2 separate regions of the Homo sapiens genome follow, and region 1 is linked to region 2. The links are chromatin contacts, found by Hi-C in ENCODE. All regions are on one chromosome and are shown on one strand. Each heading gives the region's core, a stretch centred on a gene start or an enhancer-like site at or near the end of the contact. The rest is flanking DNA. Distances are from core to core; before and after follow the strand shown.

What was found. A loop is a pair of places that touch in the nucleus more often than their neighbours do. Pooled maps may share reads with other maps.
Region 1: a pooled map shows a loop between it and region 2 (4-fold over the local background). The contact joins the enhancer-like site here to the promoter of SERGEF in region 2. A Hi-C loop is called at or near these places in 8 of 37 single-sample maps with no recorded cell type and 4 of 50 pooled maps.

Annotation. Positions count from the first base shown.
Region 1 is chr11:18,227,402-18,232,042 of GRCh38, forward strand. SAA2-SAA4 (SAA2-SAA4 readthrough) reads right to left here. Exons shown (of 6, transcript NM_001199744.2): 6 at 3,954-4,263. The coding sequence ends at 4,101. SAA4 (serum amyloid A4, constitutive) reads right to left here. Exons shown (of 4, transcript NM_006512.4): 4 at 3,954-4,263. The coding sequence ends at 4,101. Among named protein-coding and RNA genes, the nearest start is that of SAA4, 7.1 kb to the right of the region's middle. RefSeq lists a silencer at 1,980-2,029. Within about 2 kb of position 2,275, at least 2 of the 41 ENCODE cell types and tissues checked have a DNase peak (open chromatin) inside an H3K27ac peak, as active enhancers do.
Region 2 is chr11:18,010,273-18,014,783 of GRCh38, forward strand. It overlaps SERGEF (secretion regulating guanine nucleotide exchange factor), which reads right to left and starts at 2,775. Exons shown (of 11, transcript NM_012139.4): 1 at 2,679-2,775. The coding sequence starts at 2,738. RefSeq lists silencers at 32-91, 2,443-3,062 and enhancers at 1,050-1,567, 1,568-2,084, 3,443-3,492.

The DNA of each region.
Region 1 (4,641 bases), core at 1,025-3,524, 220 kb after region 2:
CCCTGGGCAGGAAGAGAAGAGATCCTCAGCCATTCTGGTGGGTCTATTGAGAAAACCACTGAGGTTAGGGAAAAAGCAGTGGCTGGGCCAGGTAAGGTAAACCTTACCCAGAGAGGGGGCTTGGAACAAGGACCACTTTCAGGACCAGTCGTAGATACAGCTGTTCTTCTCTGGGCAGTTCCACCCCCATATCTGAGGGAGCTGGATTTCACATCAGGAAGAACCCTGACCACCATCTCAGTAGAGACCTCCACATCAGTAGAGAATATATATCAGCATCAGTTAGAAGCACATCAAACCAGGGTGAGGCCAAAATGATTACCCCCTCCTTTACATCTCTCCCCTTTCCCAATCCTGAGGCTGAGAAGTGTGATAGAAAGACATCTCAGAACTAGACTATCCCCACCCTTCTCTAAGGTGCTGGTGCCAGAGGAGCAGGGAAAGAGTCTCTAACCGTCACCCCTCCCAGCACTCCCACTACAATCTAGCCAACAATAGCGGAGCAGGATGCTTTAAAACAGACATGATATTGGAGCTTGAAACGGGACTGCAGTGACCTTTAATAATCTAAATAATCGGCCAGCCGCGGTGGCTCACGCCTGTAATCCCAGCACTTTGGGAGGCCGAGGCAGTGGATCACGAGGTCAGGAGACTGAGACCATCCTGGCCCACATGGTGAAACCCCGTCTTTACTAAAAGTACAAAAATTAGCTGGGCGTGGTGGCAGGCGCCTGTAGTCCCAGCTACTTAGGAGGCTGAGGCACAAGAATCGCTAGAACCCAGGAGGCGGAGGTTGCAGTGAGCCGAGATTGTGCCACTGCACTCAAGCCTGGCAACAGGGCGAGACTTCATCTCAAAAAAAATAAAATAAATAAAATAAAATAAAATAAAATAAAATGGGGAGACTAGTTAGATGGCTACCGCAGTACCCCAGATGAGAAATGATGTAGCCAGGAGCATGAGGGTGTAAATGAGAGGAAGTCAATGGATTAGAGATGAACTTTGGAAGTTCACATCCAGCGGATTGAATGTGGGGGTAAAGTGAAGGGAAGCATCAACACATTCCCCTAACTGGTGTGAGGAACAGAGAGAATGGCCATGTCATTAACTGAAATGGAGAAACCTGGAGTGTGAAGAGTTCTGACGGGAAAACCCGAGTTCATTTTGGGACACGTTAAGTTTGAGATATCTGGAAGCCAGCTATGTAGATATGTCAAGTAGCCAGTTGGATGTACAAGCATGGAGCTCAGAAATGAGTTTTGCAGGGGGAGATATAATTTTAAAAGCCATCCACATATAAGTACTATTTAGACTTGTGAAAGAGAGCATAGAGAAATAAAGAATGGGGGCCCAGAGCCAAGTCTGAAGAACACAGAGTTTGGGGAGATAAAAAAAGTCCCAGCTAAGGAAATAAAGGAGAATTGAGGTAGAGGGTAATATTATGCTACTTAGAGCTGATGAAGGAAAGAGTAGTATTATGAAGCCAAGAGACCAAATATATCAGGAAGGAAGGGGAAGGCAACTGCGTTGAATGTTGCTCACAGAGCTACTGATATGAGAAAAGAGAGATGTTCATTGTTTTTGGCAGCATGGAGGTCAGTGGTGACAAAGGTATTTTGCTGAAGTTGTGGGGACAGAAACCAGGCTGGAGTGGGTTAACATATGATCAGAAGTGAAGAATCAGAAGGTGTGTAGATGGGCAATACTTTCAACAAGTTTGACTTATTAAGAGGAAGAAGACAATGTGCAAGAGTGAAGAGTAATGTGGGTTGAAGTGTAGGTTTTCAATGGGATAATCTAATTCAGAAAGCAACTACTGAGTGCCTGGACCCTGCTAGGCATTAAGCATGCAGTGATGAACAAGATATGGTGCCTGTTCTCAAACAAGTCAGACATTTCCCCAAGCATAAGGGCTCACCTGGCCATTTAAACCAAGTGCTGGAGATCCACGAAGAAGAAAGGGGTCTCCACTGCTGAACCTCTTGGCCTTGTTCAGTGTATCACAGGTTCTGAAGTCAGACAAACCAGCCTGCAGTCCTGGCTCTGCACCTGTTACATATGTGACCTTGGAGAAGGTCCTAAACACAAACCTCTCTAAACCTCAGTTTATCCAGCTGAGAACATCAAAGCCTTCTCTGCAGCTTAAATCAGATAAAGTATTTAAACTGTAGGGCACAGTCTTGCAATTGCAATTAAAAATGGCAGCTATTCTAATTACTATTTGCTGACTTCCCATACCCCAGCAAAATTTGGATTGCCACCAGTGTGTGCTTCTGTTGAGGCTCTTACTAAACTGTGTTGTCTATCTACATATCTCACTTCCCCTTTAGGACAGGAAGTAGAATTTTATTTGAACTAAAAGCCAACGAAATGCCGGCCAGGTGCAGTGGTTCAGGCCTACATTTTCAGACCCTTGGCCAGTTGAGCCCATGAGTTAGCCCAGCCCGGCCAACATGGTGAACCCCCTTTTTTATTAAAAACCCAAAAATTAGCCAGGTGTGGTGGCCCATGCCTGTAATCCCAGCTGCTCGGAAGGGTGAGGTGAAAAAATCCCCTGAACCCGGGAGGCGGAGGTTGAGTAACCCGAGATCACCCCATTGCACTCCAGCTTGTTTGACAAAGGGAGATTTTGTCAAAAAAAAAAAAAAAAAAAAAAAAAAAAAAGAGAATAAAGATAAGGAAAACCAACAGGAGAGTCATTCCTTAGGTAAAATGAGCGGGACAAATTAAAAATTGAGTCAGGGGAGGCACGGGTGTTGATAAGAGATAAATCAGAGTCGGCCAGGCAGAGGGGCTCAGGCCTGTAATCCCAGCACTTTGGGAGGCCAAGGCAGCAGATCATTTGAGGCCAGGAGTTTGACACCAGCCTGGCCAACATGGCGAAACCCCATCTCTACTAAAAACACAAAAATTAGCCGGGCATGGTGGTGCGCACCTGTGGTCCCAGCTACTCCAGAGGCTGAGGTGTGATAATTGCTTGAACCCAGGAGGCAGAGTTTGCAGTGAGCTGAGATCGTGCCACTGCACTCCAGCTTGGGCAACAGAGAAAGACTCTGTCTCAAAAAAAAAAAAAAAAAAAGAAAGAAAGAAAGAAACCAGAGTCCAAGATAGCAGTTTCTAGGATAGAACTCCTAGGATTAGGCTTCTCTAAGCAATGTACCTTGTTTTTATTGAGACAGGGTCTCACTCTGTCATACAAGCTGGAGTACAATGGAGTGATCATAGCTTACTACAGCCTTGACCTCCTGGGCTCAAGCAGTACTCTAGCCTCAGCCTCCCAAGTAGCTGGGAATACAGGCACATGCCATCATGTCTGGCTAATTTTTTTGGTTTTTAGTAAAGATGAGGTTTCACTATGTTGCCTAGCTGGTCTTGAACTCCTGGGCTCAAGCGATCCTCCTGCCTCAGCTTCCCAAAAGGCTAGGATTACAGGCATAAGCCACCACACTCAGCCCACAATGTACCTTCTCCATAAGGAAAGAGCTCACTGGGGGACAAGGCCTAGAGGCAGAGAGTGGACAGGATGCAATGAATTGGGCAGTACAAAGTCTGTATACAGAGAGGCCTGGAAACTGCAACAAAATAAACTGTGAGGCCCTGAAGAAGAAGTGGGAATTTGGGGGTAGAAGTCCAATCTGAGATACAGAGGAGACTGATGGAAGACTGCCCAGGGCTGTGCCAGAGCCATGACTCCAGCCACTCAGAAGCCCAGGATGATGGTCAGTGCTTTGCCGGCTTAGGCTTACTCAGGAGGGGAAGCTGGGGCCGAAAATGACCAGAGAAGCTTGGCTTGGGTCATGTGAGGAGCCTGCATAGTTACAGGCCAGCTGGGAGTCCTTGGTCCCCCTCAGTCACAGGCTCATCTGCCATGGTGCTGTTTATCTTCCATATGGCCTCAGATGACCATTCTTCCCAGAAAGTCTGCCTCAATGTTCCCAGTTTCCACCAACAAATTCAATTTGACAAACATTTATTGAACACCTCTAGGTGCCCTATACCAGTTCCTGGGGACACAAAGCTCAGTGACCCTGTGTCCCTGTCTGGGGGGAGAAGTGTGTGGCTCACAGCCCAGTTTCCCTGAGAGCAGAGGAGCAGGAAGCTCAGTATTTCTTAGGCAGGCCGTCAGGTCTGAAGCGGTCGGGGTCTTTGCCACTCCGGCCCCATTCCTCAGCTTTCTCGTTGGACTTCGAGTCCTCCAATACAGTGCTGCTGTTTCCAAATAAATAGCAGTCTATTAATCCCTGAAGATAGACCCTGGAACGGCTGCAACCCAAAGAAAGGAGACAGGAGATTAATCTCTTGACTCACCTGCTCACCTGAGACAGCTCCACCTGCTAACTCCCTCCTCTTCTCCCACCCAAGTAATGACTGAGAGGAGGCTGGAAAACTCAAGGAAAGGGGAAGAAAACTATCAATCTTCTTGGGCAAAGGCCTAAGTCTACTGATACTTGCGCTCTGCAACAGAGTGCTTTCCCTTTTTTTTTTTTTTTTTTTTTTTTGAGACAGGGTCTCATTCTGTTGCCCAGGCTGGAGTGCAGTGGCTCAATCATGGGTCACTGCAGCCTCGACCTCCTGGGTTCAAGGGATCTCCCACTTCAGCCTCCTGAGTAGCTGGGACTACGGTGCATGCCACCACGCCTG
Region 2 (4,511 bases), core at 1,525-4,024:
AGTAAGCCATAGCAGGGGCATAAGTCCCAGAAGCCCACAGGGGGCAATATTAGCTACCAATTACTGAGTGCTTCTCTCCATACTGTGCATTCACCTTTAATCCTCACAACAACTAAGAAGGACATTATTACTCCCATTTCACAGAGGAAGAAACTAAGGCTCAGAGAGGTTAAGTAACTTTCCATAGTTATATCTGGGTAGGCAAAAAGTCTGATGCCCTGCACCTTTTACTATACCTTACTGTGTCTCTTAGAAAAAATAAAAAAAGGACATACAGTGAAGCAGCCCAGAGCTTACCTGACAGGTGGTTAACTGTATGACTTTATCTAAAAGAGCATCCCCATATCACTCATTTTCTGCTTTATTTTTCTTCATGCCACTTCTTGATGTTACATTATATATGACTACTTGTTTACTGTACACCACCCCTGCCAGAAACTAAACTCCAGGAGGGCAGGAACTCTGCTTTGCTCACTGCTGTTTCCCCTGCATCTGAAACTGTGCTGGCCCAAAGAAGATGTACATATATTTATATGGCGAATGAATGTAAGACCCTATGAAAGACTTGCTCAGCATGAAGGGGAATATAGAGCATATATGCACAGGATTTCTTGGTCAGCCCTGAGATCTCCGTGGCTGTCCCATTACCAGGGGTGCAAGGCTGCTGAACACCTGGGAGAAAAGTAACATGACACATGGGCACTCTGAGGTTCAAATTACGGTACCAATTTTTGTAACACTGTGAGAGGCCCTAAATCCAGGATAAAGCAAGACGAAGGGAAATTTAACACAACCTATTACAACTGTTGTTTGCCTTTCTTCCTCACAAACACTCCAGACATATCACACGTGCACATGCACACATACACACACACACACACACACACACACACACCCCTAACAAGGTAAATCCCCTTCCTGTGAACCGAACTTTATTCCCCCAAAATTCACGTGTTGAAGCCCTAACCTTTAGTACCTTACTGTATTTGGAAAGAAGGCCTTTAAAGGGGCAATTAAGGTTAAATGAGGTCATAAGGGTGGGGCCCTAATCCAATATGACTGGTGTCCTTAAAAGAAGAGACACCACGGATGCTCACGCACACAGAAAAGGCCATGTGAGGACACAGTGAAAAAAGCCATGTGAGGACACAGTGAGAAGGCGGCCATCTGCAAGCCAGAGAGAGGCCTCGGGAGAAACCAAACCTACTCACACCTTGATCTTGGCCTTCTAGCCTCTGGAACTGTGAGAAAATAAATTTCTGTTGTTTAAGCCTCTGTTGTGTGGTATTTTGTTATGGTAGCCCTAGCCGACCAACACACCCCCACAGTTTCAGATTATACAGCAGGAAAAACACACTACCAGTCCTCCAAACACAGCAGAAGGGTGTCAACAACCTATTAAACATATTTTACAACCTTTAATATTCGGCTTTGTCTGTACTGAAACAATATTTCTGTTTCCTCTGTCCACACAGACGCCAGTCTCCTGCCTGGAAAAAGCCAGAGACAGCACACATTCAATCCCCAACTCCACCCCCAGCTCCCGGGCCACCTCAAAGACGCCCAGCCAGCCAGACTACCGCAGGTCACGCCATGCTCTCCCTCCTGCCAAATTGCAGCCCCACATTCAACAATTGCCGCCTTGTACTGATCATTACTTCTTTAAAAATTGGACAACTAATACTGATTTTAACAGCAATACAGGTTATAATTTTGCTCTCCCCCAACACAAGAGCTGGAAGTCCTTCACTCGTGTATTTCACTCATGTGTATTTCCCCAACACCAGCACATGGGTAGGCACACAGATGCTCGTTCATTCATTCGTCAACGAGTATTTACTGGGGACCTACAATGTGCCAGACACCAAGAGAGGCACCGTGAACAAGACAGGCACAGCACCCACTCTTACCACACTTACTTTCCAGCCAGAGAGACTGACGTTAATAATAAATTATACACATCATTACAATTGTGATACGTGCTATGAAGAAGCACAAGACGCAGCGACTGCTTGTTCCCGTGCATGCTGGTCGGCCACCTGCCACGCTCCTGTGCATGAACCCTCCTCTCTCCCAGACACACATCAAGATGACCCTGTCTCTCCCAATGCTCCCGTCAAACCAACAGCAGCCCAACTCCCCCAACACATGCAAGAACCGGTCACAGCAGAGTGTCAGCAAATAGGCAGGGTCTGTGCCTTGTGCGCGGCCAAACACCGCAGGCCTCACATCTAAAGGATGCTTTCGCCAGGCTGGGACAGGGTCTCCCTCCTCCAGGCATCAGGAGTGTGGGGGGCACAGGTGGCCCCACGGAGCTCTGGGACCGGGCGATCCTCTCCACCGAGCCCTCCGCGCTGTCTTCCAGGCGCTATTCGGGCTGGAGGGCTCTCGCGGAACCAGACGCTCTGCCCCGAGGCAGGTTCTTCCCGCGGCGCCACAGCCCCTCCGGCCCTGACCCCGCCAGCCGGCAGGCCCCTAAGTCGACCGCGAAGACCCTTCCTTCCCCGCCCGCCCGCTCCTCCTCCGCTCCCCCTCCGCTCCCAGCCCAGGATCCTTCAACCCAGAGCCCGGCTCGGACCTCAGCCGCCCAGCCCCTGAACTGCCCACGCCGCGGCCAGCAGCTCCCACATCTCGGCGCCCCTCAGGGCCTGCACCGGCCCGGGGGCGGAGTCACGTACCCAGGCGAAGAGCGCGGCCGCCGCGGGGGCGGCCTCCGAGGCGCTGGGCTCGCGCTCCATGCGAGGACGCTCCGCCGGCGCTTCCGGGAGGGACGGCACGGGGGCGGCGCCTGCCGGGGGTAGGTGAGCGCCGGAGCCGGACCGGGGACGCGTGATGGGTAGGGCGCGGGGCGGGGTCTGTGGTGGGAAGCGGCCCGCAGGCCGGGAGAGAGGGTGCGGCCGGGCCCTCGGGCCACTGGGGATCAGTGGTGGGCGGGGCCGGACGACAGCCCCGGAGCCGCCTCCCAGTCAGCCCGCCCCGGCGGCGCTCGCAGCGTCTCCGCCCGCAGCCTCCTGTCTCGCTGGGCCTCTCAGCCTCTCGCTCCTACCCCCTCGTACTCTTTATTTTTAGTCATAATTTCATGTTTCATGCAGGTGCACTGCGCGCCACAGTTCACAAAGCTCCTTCGCGTTTTTGTCTCCTTGGAGGCCCACGACAGCCCAGAGGGGCTGACAGGGCAGCGATGGCATCACCATTTGCGGGAACAGGAAATGGAGCCTGAGGGGTAGGGCAGGGTCCTGCCCGGCGTCTCAGGCGCAATTGTCTTGAGCCCGCTTTGGTGTGCGTTCGCAAACATCTGAGGGGGCGCCTTGGGAGGCGAGTGGAGTGGCACGTCGCCGGTGTCGCCCTCTGCACCTGGCACGGAGCGGGAACCCGCGCCTCGCGACGCTGAATGGGGGAGGCTGGTTAGCGTCGACTCCTGCCGGGGCAGCCTCGGCGCTCCGGGCACGGCCCTGAGCTCATTCTATTAATAATACTGGATAATCGTCACCCAACGAACATTTCCATATAAAATGGCTTTTCTCAGACAGCGTCGTGTTGCTGATGGGAGTTAATTAAGTTCAATTTATCTGAAGGAAAATATGGCACCGCGTACCGGGAATACAGAACACATAGGGTCACATTAAAGATGATCATCCACATTCACATTCGGTAGCACTTGGCCCCTCTGCTGACACGGGCCTCCAGCACTCACTGCCCTTCACCCCTGGGCTTCTGGGAAGTGTCTCCAATGAGCTCTTACACTGTCCTTTCCTGTTCTTTCACTCCATCCACTTTTAGGAGTTTCTGCCTGTAAGACCACTTGAGGGCAGCCCCTCACCTTTATCTCTCCAACCTGTGGCATCTGGAGAACGTCGATGACCATACCAAGAAAAAAGCAAACTTTGGAGAGATAAAACAGCTCTTCATTCTCTAGGGATCTGAATGTGCAGGAGCTATACCATGCTTACTGACTGTCTTATGAGTGGGCTTTTTTGTGCTGACCATTTCTTTGAAGCATGTGTAACAGGATGTAAAAATGGGATCCTTCACCGCTCAGTTTTGGCTGAGCAACAAGTGCCAGTTACTCCTATATCATAAAGTAAGGTTCAAGACCACCAAAGCAGGTCTTGCAAAGCAACTGTCTAGAAACCAGTGTATGACTTTCAGTCTACGAAAAAGGTTGAGAGGCCAGAGAGAATTCTAGTAGGATATGTGGCCACAATTATCAATGTGGTGTGGGTCTCAACCCATCTCAGGTCTAAGGAAAGTTACTTTACCTGGGTCCCTGAGAGAGCTTGGTATGCATCCCTCTAGATTTAGGACCCAGACAGGCTTCTGTCCAATCCGTTCTGAGAAATACAAGGGCTTGTGGCTGGATATCTGCTCTAATAGCTGAGCAAAGACAAACTGATGCTTTGGGGAGGTCTTTCACACCCACAGTTTTTCAAAATAAAAACTGTCCATTTCCCATGTGAGTATTTCCCATACCTGAGCAAACTGGCTGGGGGATGGTCTTAGACCTTGTCCAA